Regions from separate parts of the Mus musculus genome. Here all the other regions are linked to region 1. Evidence: chromatin loops called from intact Hi-C (ENCODE). Cell type or tissue: heart. All regions are shown on one strand.

Region 1 (4,000 bases):
AAGGAAAAACAAAAAGGGGGTAGGATTTCAACATTATAGTCCAGATCTGACTCAATTTTTAGATCTGAGATACAACGCTCAGTACCTGCTAGTCAATTATTGCTCCCAGACAACGAGCCCCGTGCCGAGCCTTGTGCGGAGGAGGAGGAGGAGGAGGTCGGTCCTGACTCTACCCCTGCACAGATGTTGTATTTACTTTGCTAATGGAGGAGACGCTTGTCTCTTGCTCTGCTCATTTAACAGTAAAGATAATAAAGAAGTCGGGCTTTACGGCTTTCTGAGAGCAATTGCTGCTTAGTGCCTGCAGCTTAGCATCTGCTTCTTAGGAACATTAAAAACTGCTTTCTTGAGTGTAAGCATCATCAAAAAAAAAATAAATGAATTTTTTTTGCAAAGTCATTTGCTTTATAAACTCACAAATCTTTGGGGCCGTGGGCTTTCGTGGCAGCTGCAGAGCCAGCACGCCAACCCTATTCCACGTTACCTTTAGTCGCTCACATGGCTTTATCCCTCTTACAGACAGGTACCTGCGGGTAATATGTGCTCTGTGAGGTAGCTTGTTTAGAGCCCGTGTCACCTCTCTTCCCCCTGGGCTGGAATCCTCTCTCTGGGCTACCCTGCTTTGTAACTGTGAAGTGTGTGTAGACTTTACATGCCAACATCCCTGTACACTCTGACCCCAAGCCTAACCAACATTAGAGATGGGGACAGCTTTTGATTGTGTCAGGAATCTTGCACCAAAGACTTTCCCTTAGAGCCAACGAGGCACACAGCCTTTTCTAGCAAAATGACTCCAAAATTACTTATTAATTATATACATACTTGTTACTTTATCATCCATTGATATGATTTCTCTCATACAAATACTTTTTTTTAAGTCTCATCTGTCAACTAACACAGACAGTAGTCATTAATAGTGTGACTAATCAAACATACAAATAAAATACATCCACACGTGCCTGCTGGCATTTCAGTTACTTAAACACAGAGGGAAAAAAAGAAAGATGTAAATCACCACAGTCACAATGTGAACGATGAACTTCACTGTGTCTCAGCACAGCACAGAGGGAAAGGCCAGGATCGTCATGCACTGCAGTGGCAGGCTGTTGTCATCTCCCTCTGGGGACAATTCATGGGGCACTGCTGGGTACCACAAGTCACTGCTGTCAACACCAATGCTTGGCTGCAAAGGGTGACAAGGATCCATGCATGTGGATAATATATATAATATTCACTAGTCACTTTTAACCCACAGTTTGAGCCTGTAGACTCTTTCTTTAACCCTTTGCTGGGAAAAAACTTAGGGCATTAGCCTACCGACAAAAGAAAGACCCAACAAGCTGGCTCGGACACCCTGATTGTCTGGGGAGCCCAGGTTACCCCACAGCCAGCAGTGTCTAGATTGTGCTCTGGAGTGTGGGAGATTGGAATTCTTAGCTAGACTGGTGTCAAGCTCCTGGGGTTTAGAGTCCACTTCCTGGGTTCTTTTCTGACTGTGCAGTTGGTACTGATCCAGCGAGCGTGGGGGCAGGGTCAATGGGGCAGCCCCTGCATGCAACAGAATAGAGATGAGTGCAGAGGACACTGAGGCAGGGGCGGACCGCATCTGTGTCTCCTGCTCATCTCTGAGTCCTAGGAAGACTGACTGAGCTCAACTCCCAGTATATGATCTGAGAATTTTGATTTAAATGTGGACTTGGGTCATGGTGGATGTCATATGACTTACTGGAATAATTTTCTATGCTGCTGCTTTGTAACTGTGCAGAATTTATATGCCAACATCCCTTTGCACTCTGACCCCAACTCTAACCCTAATGGCTTTTGATTGCTTAGTTTTTGCTTGCAGATCTGGCTATTGACCACAAGAGGGCAGTAGCAACCTACAAATCTTTACGGCACGCTCAAAGGCGCGGATTCTGTGTTTGCTTGTCTCAGGCGGAAATATGCATATTTTTGGAAGTCTTTCTTTTCTCCACAGGGGCCCTGGGAAGACCTTGAGAAGTTATTTCACCCCAGGTGATGCCTTCAGCCAGAACCACATTAAATCAGCACAGATGGCTCTCTCTGGGCTCAAGAGCAAACGGCAGTTTATTTGTAAAAGCTGAAGTTAATAATGATAATGATGTACAATAGATATGATAAAGGAAAACCCTGATAGATTTATTTTAACAGGAGAGACGCTCTCCTTGTCTCCACGATCAGTGTTATCTGTCCAGGAAGCTTAAATGGAGACAAATTAGGAATTCAGCAACAGGAGCAAGCTTTGGGGAGATCACACGGAAGGTCAGGTACACGGGAGAAGCCACATGGCTGCCAGGCTTAGAGAGCAATTAGTTGGGGTTCTGTCTTAAAAAATACAGGAGAAAAAAAGGCAGATAGCACCATGGAAATGAAGTATCTTTCTCTTGCTTTCCCTTATCCCAGCCGTGTTTCCCTTGGTGGGACATGTGCCCTCCTACTATGGAAAACTCAGTGTGTGCCAAGCCTTTCCCCCTAAGAGTGTCCTGAACCCCACTGCAGCTCAGGATGGGTCCAAAGCATTGATTGATCAAGGCAATAATCAATTGATCAGGGCAACAATCAATTGGTCTCCCTGATTGTTCATTACCACAAAGCCCAACCTTCTCATAAAATACCAAGTACACATAAAAGAATATAAACTGCACGTGCACATGTGTGTGTGTGTGTGTGTGTGTGTGTGTGTGTGTGTGTGTGTGTGTGAGGAAACCAGTAAAATAGCTTGTCCAGACTACACACTGTTGCCGCCGTACTGCCACAGGGCCAAAGTCGACTTCAGATTCGTGTCTGCAGGTGGACCGTGTAAAGCCCACTGGACACATTCACACCAGCCTCCCTGTCTGTGACACCCACCACGCTCTGAGTCCCGGTTCCTCCGCTGAACATAGTTGGAGCCCTGGGAGTGTGGGGAGCAGGGGAGCAGCTTCAGGCCGTCAGGATGGAGACACAGCAGGATACGCTGTCTGTCACAAACCCCTATCAGCTTATGTGTGCAGAGTGTAGTGTAACTGGTTGCTGTGTTGTTATGGTTGCTAGGGATTGTTACTCACTGTTAAGGGCCTGGAAGGAAAGCTTCCTTCTTAATCATAAGGCATTATAGAGTGGAGAAGGCCCTGTGTTTCCACACTCCCAAGGCTGTCAGCAAGAAAGGCTGCAGTCTGGGATCCTACGGTCTGGGAAGGCAGAGCTGATTGCCTTCTCTCTCTCTCTCTCTCTCTCTCTCTCTCTCTCTCTCTCAGTCTCTCTCTCAGTGTTTTTCTGACACTAATTTCTGCCCTGGCCACCCCGGAAGGCTGTTCCACCCTATGTCATGTTCCAGATTATATCAATTATGTATGTGAGTGTATGTGGGGGCGCATGCATGCCAGTGAGTGTGCTCTCCCGTAGGTGCTTGTGGAGGCCAGAGGCCAGTCTCAGACATCACTCCTGAGGATCGTCCACCTTTCTTTCTCTCTCTCTCTTTCTCTCTCTCTCTCTCTCTCTCTCTCTCTCTCTCTCTCTCTTTCTTTCTTTCTTTCTTTCTTTCTTTCAGCAGGGTCTCATCTGGAGCTCAGCAATTAGGCCAGGCAGGCCAGCCAGTGATTTCTGCTGTTCCTGCCTTTCTGGTACCAGCTTTACAAGTGTATCCCATCATACCTGTTTATTTACATTTATTTTGTGGTATAGGTGTATGTGTGCGTGCGTGCGTGTGTGCGTGCGTGCGTGCGTGCGTGCGTGTGTGTGTGCGTGTGCATGCATACCTGTGCATGTGCCTGTGCGTGTGTGTGTGTGTGTGTGTGTGTGTATGTTCATGTGAGTGTGAAGGCTAGGTTTTCCTTGAGTGTCTTCTTCAATTACTTTCCACTTTCATTTTTGAGACAGGGTCTCTCATGGAACATAGTTCTGCTAGGCTGGCTGGCCATGTACTCTGGGGATACACCTCTACCCTCCAGCCTCCCCTGCCCCCGTCACCTTATAACCAGGTGCCCCATTCCCAGGTGCA
Region 2 (4,000 bases), 74 kb after region 1:
CAAAAACTGTGTGTAGACTTTAAAATTCACGTAAGAAAAAAAAATACCAAGAGTAAAATTATAAAACAAACAACAAACAAGGTAAGGATATTTTTACCAATGCCTGCCGATACCGGTTAAATATATTTTGACTAAGAAAGGAGAACATTAGTTTCTCCAAAGAAAGTACATGCCGAGTCGCTAAAGAAAAGAATACAAGCATTGTAGATGCAGGAAGCAACCAACCTTTCTTCTGTTCACAAAGGAAGGGCAGACAATGAAGTGTACTCATGGATGTTGTGCACACGTGTAGAGGGAGCACAGGGTACTTTTGGAAAGAATTTAGAGTTGTCACCAAAGTCTTCAAAGTGTCCATGCATTTTATCTCTGTGTTTTTTTTTTAAATCAAAATCAGATTTAAGAAAAAGATTTGTGGACAGCAATCTTCACTGGCATCATTTATAAATCATCAAGAACATAGGTTCTGAGCAACCGAGAACATGTTCATTGTTGTGTGTTGAAGTAACTAAAGCACAGCAGCTATTTAAAACCATGCTCATGAAAACGTCACAGGTACTGTGTGTGAAAGCCATGGATGTTTATGTTGGCCTGATCATACAAATGACTGTAGGTTCCGCAATGCGAGTTTTCTTGGTAAATGTATCATTTTTCGGTGCTTATATTTTTATGCATATCCATGCAAAGACAAGTGAAAAAATAAAATAATGTATAATTAGTTATTGTTTGTGGCTGGAAAGACTGACACTCCACGGCTGATACAAAAGCCATACCACAAATAGTTTGATAAAAAACTTTTATCAAAGATGACCTAAATGTAGTGCCATTTCTGAGGCCACCAAGTTCATGCATTCATTCAATAGACATTTACATAACCACACAACATCCAGGCAGCCATCTAGATGTTGGGGGGGCACAAATGATCTATGTACCTCAAATATGTACCAGGTGTGTATGTGTGTGTGTGCATGCGTGCACATGTGTGTGCATAAATTAGTGTACTTACTGCGTAGACTGAAAGTGAAATTGTTTCATAGGATGCCGTGTACTATGGGTTAAACAGAGTTATGTGATGACCACTTGGGGAAAAATGCTTGATCAAATCCTAAAGTAGTTTTCTGGGATGTTCTGACAAATCCCCACAAACTGAATAGCATAAAAGAACACTTCACTAACAGCCCTGGGGGCTAGAGGTCTGGAGCCATGGTACTTGTAAAAGATAGAAGGGAAACGTTATTTCTGAAGTTTTTCTTACTTTGCTGTCATCTCCACAGGAAGGGATGGTCTTAGGGTTTCTGTTGCTGCTATGAAACACCACACCCAAAGCAACTGAGGGAGAAAAGGGCTTACACTTTCACAGCAAGTTCATCACCAAAGGAAATCAGGACAGGAACTCAAACAGGGCAGAAACCTGGAGGCACGAGCTGATGCAGAGGCCACGGAGGGGTGCTGCTTACTGGCTTGCTCCCTCTGGCTTGGTCAGCCTGCTTTCCTACAAAACCTACCCAGGGATGGCACCACCCACAATGGACTGGGCCTCCCCCCATCAACCACTCATTAAGAAATGCCCTACAGCTGGATCTTATGGAGGCGTTTCTCAATCGAGGCTCCCTCCTCTCAGACGACTCTAGCTTGTGTCAAGTTTATATAAAACTACCCAGCACAGTGATGAAATGGGAGATACAGTTCAACAGACACAAGTGAAGCACAGAAGATTTTTAGAATACGAATTAAAAATTTAGATTCCACTAAGGAAAATCTAAAAAGAAATGAGTTATATCGTAGATGTGTATAACCTACCAAAATTAAACCAAGACAAGATCAATAATTTAAACAGGTCTGTAACAAGCAGCATATTCGGTGAAGCAATTTTTAAAAAACCTTCCAACTAAACAAATTCTGGGGTCTGAGGTCCCTTGGTTGCCTTCTCCATTCAGCTGCTGATCTGGACCCAGTCTGCGTCTTCTAGCTTTAACTTGCTTCCAGGAGTATGAAGAAGGAAAGCAAGTCTACTGGATCATTCAAGTTTCATTTCTGCGCAGCCCAGCCTTTCCTCTGGCTGGCTTAGGAACTCAGGCAGTACCAAGGAGATCCAGCCTTGCAGCTGCTCCACAGCAGCCTGCTCCACTCCGCCAATTGCAACACACACACACACACACACACACACACACACACACACTCTTCCCTTTGGATTGAGCTGAGCCCCGGCGAGCCTGCCAAGAATTGCAGTACAAAGTGTGGACGCTGAGCCTGACTAGCCAGGAGGAAGGTCCAGGAATGGGAACTCAGCGTTCTGAAGGGACTTTAAGGTTAGACAAACAGAAAGCTGGAAATGAGCCTCAAACAGATGCCGAAGAACCAGTCTAGTTCGAGCAAATGTAATTTGCCAGAATAATGCATAGAGTTCTTTTGGGCAAGCCAAAACAGGAGCAGGCTCTCACTACACACTTTATAAGTTACTGTTAGGTGCTCTTGGTCACATGTGATATTTAGTTGGTTCATCAGGGGTTGAGTGTGGAGTAGAAACCACAGCAGCTAGGATAACAGGCTGCTCTCACCAACTGCAGACAGCTAGCGGGAAGGAAGTGAGGCTAACAGGCAGATACCCACTCTGTCATCCTCAAAGCCCTCGAAGTTATCCTCATCTGCCTGCCGATAAGACATGCTGAACCCCTGTCTAGTTGCAGAGAGCCCGGACTGAAGGACAGGCAATTGCCTGGGAGAAATTGGGAATCATGACCAGGATACAAAACACTGGCTTTGCCAGTCACACACTTTAGCAGAAAAGCTAAGATTAACACATCTAATCAGTGGGTGGCTAGAGAGATGGCTCAGTGGTTAAGAGCCCTTGCTGCTCTTCTAGAGGACTGGAGTTTAGTTCCAGCACTTACATCAGGTGGCTCACAACCACCTGCAACTATAGCTGCAGGGGAATCGGAGGCTTTCCTCTGGTCTCTGTGAGTACCTACAAACATGTGGGGTACACACACACACATGCACACACATGCACACACATGCACACACATGCACACACATGCACACACATGCACACACATGCACACACACACACAATCTTAAAATGATAATAACTGTTGGTAGGGCTCTCAAACCAGTTTGTGTCCCCTGAAAAAATGTCTCACTCGCTTTGATCTGACAGGTCAGTCATACCACTCTGTAGGCAAGTATATTTCACAACCTTTTAAAATAAGGGTTCAACCTCCCCCTACCACCTACCAGAAGTAGTGGAAAAGAACGGTTACTAGGATACAGGGGAAGTGGAGAACTAGTTCTTTGGGGCGATTCCAATCTTTGTTGTTCTCAGTCCAGTCCAGTAGCAAACAAACCAGCAGCTGCAGTCCAGTCCACTCGGCAGACACCACACATGAATCAGCAAGGGCAGTTCAATCCAGAAGAGACTGCCAGGCTCGCCAGTTGGCTAGAAACTGTGGAAGCAGCAAGAAGCCACAGGAATCTCATGAGGAGTTCTCTGGTGAGTTTCTCTCTATGAAGTCCCCAGAAGTGAAGCTCGGAAACTCAATGTAAGGGAAACTGATTGATACATGGCATGTTGCCAGCGAAGACGAGCAAGGCCGAGTGAAGTGAACCAATGCTTGAGTTTCCACTGTCTGGGGTGTGTGTGTGTGGGGGGGGGTCATCTTTATATTCTTTCTAGACGTCATGCATCCTTTAACGTGTTTGCTTTAGCAAAACCTCCCTCCCTCTGTGTCTGCTTCAGCAAAACATCATTATAACCTAACCGAGTCTCCAAAGAAACCAGACATTTCCACTTTGCAAATCTACATGACAAAACACAGGATTGGCTCCCACCATATTTACCCCAATCCATATTCTTAAAGACTGAAAGACTTCTTCTATGTAAGTCATTTCTAAATAATTTACGGTAAAACTTAGAATGTAATAAACCAGAAATGACATTTCACAAGGTTTGAGAACATGTGTGGTGTATTATAACTTGGGAGGAAAAAGGCAAACGCAACGTGAA
Region 3 (4,000 bases), 130 kb after region 1:
CTCCTGTATCTTCATTTGTCTTGATCCAATTTTTGGCTCTTCTGAGGGGGTCTCTCTGAGACCTCCATCTCGCTGTTTTCTCTTTCCCACACCACACAAACTGACCAGCACGTTGTCGCTGACCGGGTGATGGTGGTCGGTGACTTTGGTTGGTTGTTTGGAGACAAAGTCTCACAGTTAATTGCAGGCTATGATCCCCGTGCTCCTCGAGTGCTGCGGTTGGTTATTTTGTAGCTTCTTAGAGCGTACACCTGGCTCCCCCGCCTCCCCCCGCCCCCGCCCCCTTCCTTGAACTTTGATTGTCAACAATCCTGAACAGCACCAGTTCCCTGAACACACTGTGACACTGTCACTCCGATGCGGTTGCCTAACCTTTTCCTCTACTTCTGGCACGCTCTGTCCCGAAACTTAACCAGGGGGGGTTGCGCCTGTCTCTGCTGACCTGCAGATCACCTTCTTCCAGTCTCTGTTCCAGGCAAGCCCCTATCGCGTCTCCCACCACTACTCTTCTCTTGCAATGGTCAGTGTTTTCTATTTATTTTTTTCCCCAAAGCTGGAAACCATAAAACATAACTTATGCAGCCATGATATCAAGTGCTGGGTACAATGTTACGCATAAGAGAGGTGCAGTGATTGCTGAAAGAATAAAAAGTTAGACGTGGGGTGTTAGCATTTCCTCTAAGCTCCGTCCAACAGTTACCTTCCTCCTCCTCCTCCTCCTCCTCCTCCTTCCTCCCTCTCCTCTCTCTCTTCATTTTCTTCCTCTCTCCCCACGTGTTTTCAGCCAGTCTCTTTCCTTTTTTTCTCTCTCCTCTCTCTTTCTGTCCTTCTCTGTCCCCTTTTCGTTCCCTGCCTCTATTCCCTTCCCATGTCCCAAATTAATTTCATTTTATACTAGACCTGTCGTGTGGCTGATACCAGGGCTGGGGGTGGGGGGTGGTTTACCTCAGCATGGGCCCGCAAAGGCACCCCCTTCTGCCACATCACACTGGCATTTCGTGTAGAGAGACACATTAACTCTCATGAGCTGGACTCTGCTCCCGATTCCTTACATAAAACTTGCTATGTTATCATACTTTCCACGCGCATGACCCCCATCTCAACACAGACAGGGCTTGGACTTAGCCCCGCCCCCCGTCATTTATCTCTCTTTCTTGCTCCTAAAACACGGAAGCACTCACTGTATTCATTCCTTCCCTGCAGAAAGTCATCGCCACAGCCTCATCCTGTCAAACCCCACAGCCTTGCGGCTGCTGACAGAGCTACTGGCCACTTTCCCCACCAAAGGGTGCTTTGCCATGAAAGACAGAGGAGACTGCCAGCCCTCGAGAAAGATGGAGAATGGGATGGGAGATTGTAGGGGAGCGGAGAAAAGCCCACACAGATGAGGCAGAGTGAGCGCCACATCCCCTTGTTCAAGGACACATGGACACTGTCCAGCTCAGCACTGCCGAGGCAGTGCAGGCTACCCCATAATCAACACAGCAATTCTAAACCCCTTTAAACAGTATCTTTACTCTAGTGAAGTTTTATTTATTTCCTCTAAATACTGGCTCCTCAAAAACACAACGACTCAACCACCTAAGTAAATAAATAAAAGCTAGCCACCATGGCTGTAGCCCCATCATCCTAGCAAACAAAACAGACCACCACATCAACAAAAGGCTCAAAATAAATGCAAGCCTCCTTGGGTCATTTAAGCCAACTCACTAATCAAAAAGTTTAAGTAATGTCCTCACATATTTATAGAGCTGAGCTGGCCACCACCACTGAGTCACCCTGGAACCATATGCGTAATAGACTTGAGTAGAAATTGATAATAGTATTTAGGCCACAAAGATCCAGGCGTCTACAGACACACCCACATGCTGAAGCACGTCTTCAACACAGTCAACCACTTACTGATTTTTTTTTTCAGTAGGTGCCTATAAATTATATGTAGCTGATAGCTACATCCCCATTACATATCAAAGATTTAGTGAACCACCATAATTCATCAATCTAGTAGACTGTTGGGCCCATAAAGGTTCTTAGAAAACACATACTGCAACCTGTAATTCTACAAACTGAGACTAAAAAAAGCTGGTTCATTATCCCCAGTCACTCAAAGGGTAGCTAGAATTAATTCAGGTCTTCTTAAGGAGTCTTATGTCAGTAGATTTTCATAATGCATACACCAAAGCCCATAGAATGCTAAGCAGAATGTGCATACATGTACAAATAGAACTACTAACTGTAAAATAAGCTGAAATAATAACTGTAAGTACAATTCAATTAATTGCACAACCCAAACAGAACAACCTTTTGGCCAGTGTTTTAGTCAGTTCAATCCCGTGTTTCCTGAGACTCTCATCTTCTACCCAATTCATTTGCCGTGCATGGTTCTTCTAATTATTGCTTGAAAAGGCAAAAGGTGAAAACTTGTATTAGTGATGGCCCAGTAGGGCATAGGGAATGGGCTGGCCTTTGGCAATGGGATGGAAAGAGCGCCCTCTTGTGTTGCCTCAATGGAATAGATTCTTTGGCCTTCAAATCCCTCTTGTGCTAGCTAGGGGTCAAAAGACAAATATCCATCCATTCACTAATGGCTCTGCAAGCTGCATGTATGTACTAAGGATAGGCCAAAGCCAAGTATGAATATCTACTCTGCATATTTTATTCCCAATTTTGGTGTATTCATCATCATACACAGGAACCCAATTTAAGAATAAAAACAGGAGAAACGGGCTGGTGAGAAGGCACGGGCTGGTGAGAAGGCATGGGCTGCTGAGAAGGCAGGCTCTGGCAGGGGAAAGGGATTGCCGCCAAGTCTGATGACCCAGGTTTGATTCCCTCAGAACCATACGGTGGAATGAGAGGACAAATTTTTACAAGTTGTCTTCTGACCTCCACACACTGAAGTGAATGTGTGTGTGTGTGTGTACCTCTAACTGGGCAGGGGGCGGGGGGATATGGAAGGAGACAGAGGGAAGAGGCATTCGTAACAGTAATGATATTTGAACAAGTCACAGGGAAATACTGTTTTAGCTTACACACACACACACACACACACACACACACACACACACACACACACACAGTGTGCTAATTTTCCAAGCCCCGTAGACTAATAAAATTCCCAGGGCCAGGTATGGGAAGCCTTTCTTTAAGTTGTTGGTCAGTGTTCAGGTTTGCTTTCTATTGCTGTGATAAAAAACATTTGAACCAAAAGCAACTTGGGGAGGAGAGGTTTTATCATCTTACAACTCCCAGGTCACGGACCATCACTGAGGGAAGTCAGGGCGGAGCTCAAGACGAAATCTGGAGACTGGGACTTGAGTAGAGACCATGGAGGAATGTTGCTTACTGATTTGCTTCTAGCAGTTTGCCCAGGATGGTCTCTTATAGAATCCAGATCATCTGCTGGGTGGGGGGCACCTCCCACCATGATTGAGCCCTCCATCATCTGTCTAGGAAATGTGCCCCAGACATGCCCCCCTAGGCTAATCCAATGGAGGCAATTTCTCAACTGAGTTTCCCCTTTCACAGATAACCCTATCTTGTGTCAAGTAAGGGGTAGGGATGTGGGAGGAGGATTTAGTAGCACAGGAAGAGGAGTCCAAGAAATGTCCAAACGACATAGGCTTTGGTTGTCTAAAAAAGGAAAAGAAAAATTGAAAGACTGGCCTCATTGTGAAAGACACCACAAAATTTGGACACAGTACTTGGTAGCATTAAGCTGAAACTTATCTGAAATCCTCCTCCCTGAGGACTAGCTCTTATCGGATCTGAAATTGCTGTGCAAGTAGCCAAGGGAGAAAAGCAATTAATAGCTGTGCCCTGCTGTAGAGCTTATGAGCCACAACAATGAGCAGCACAGCAAGCTATCCTCAAGGGTGCAGTAGTGGCACTTACATCTTGGGGATAACCAACAGCTCTTTTATTGGACTAAAGGGCACTTCAGTAAGAGGGAATTTGTGCCTAGTGCTGTTAAACTGGCCTAACTACTTGTGTTTAGGGA

What was found. A loop is a pair of places that touch in the nucleus more often than their neighbours do. Peaks named below come from ENCODE experiments on the same cell type or tissue, not always from the same donor. Only the 100,000 strongest peaks of a DNase experiment are listed, where the experiment ranks them.
Region 2: it touches region 1 in a loop (4-fold over the local background); 2 of 42 quality-filtered maps call a loop at or near these places.
Region 3: a loop joins it to region 1, with 8 times the contacts of the local background. A loop is called at or near these places in 31 of 42 quality-filtered maps.

What each region holds. Positions count from the first base shown.
Region 1 is chr8:24,523,161-24,527,160 of GRCm38, reverse strand. No RefSeq gene overlaps it. Among named protein-coding and RNA genes, the nearest start is that of 9130214F15Rik, 22 kb to the right of the region's middle. In heart, a CTCF peak has its summit at 1,852 (motif pointing right); DNase peaks (open chromatin) are centred at 1,481 and 2,880; H3K27ac peaks cover 1,193 bases.
Region 2 is chr8:24,448,870-24,452,869 of GRCm38, reverse strand. No RefSeq gene overlaps it. Among named protein-coding and RNA genes, the nearest start is that of Gm30845, 3.0 kb to the right of the region's middle. In heart, a CTCF peak has its summit at 2,256; DNase peaks (open chromatin) are centred at 2,229 and 3,379; H3K4me3 peaks cover 236 bases; H3K27ac peaks cover 420 bases.
Region 3 is chr8:24,393,508-24,397,507 of GRCm38, reverse strand. No RefSeq gene overlaps it. Among named protein-coding and RNA genes, the nearest start is that of Gm30633, 13 kb to the right of the region's middle. In heart, a CTCF peak has its summit at 2,498 (motif pointing left); no DNase peak of the experiment used is centred here; H3K27ac peaks cover 661 bases.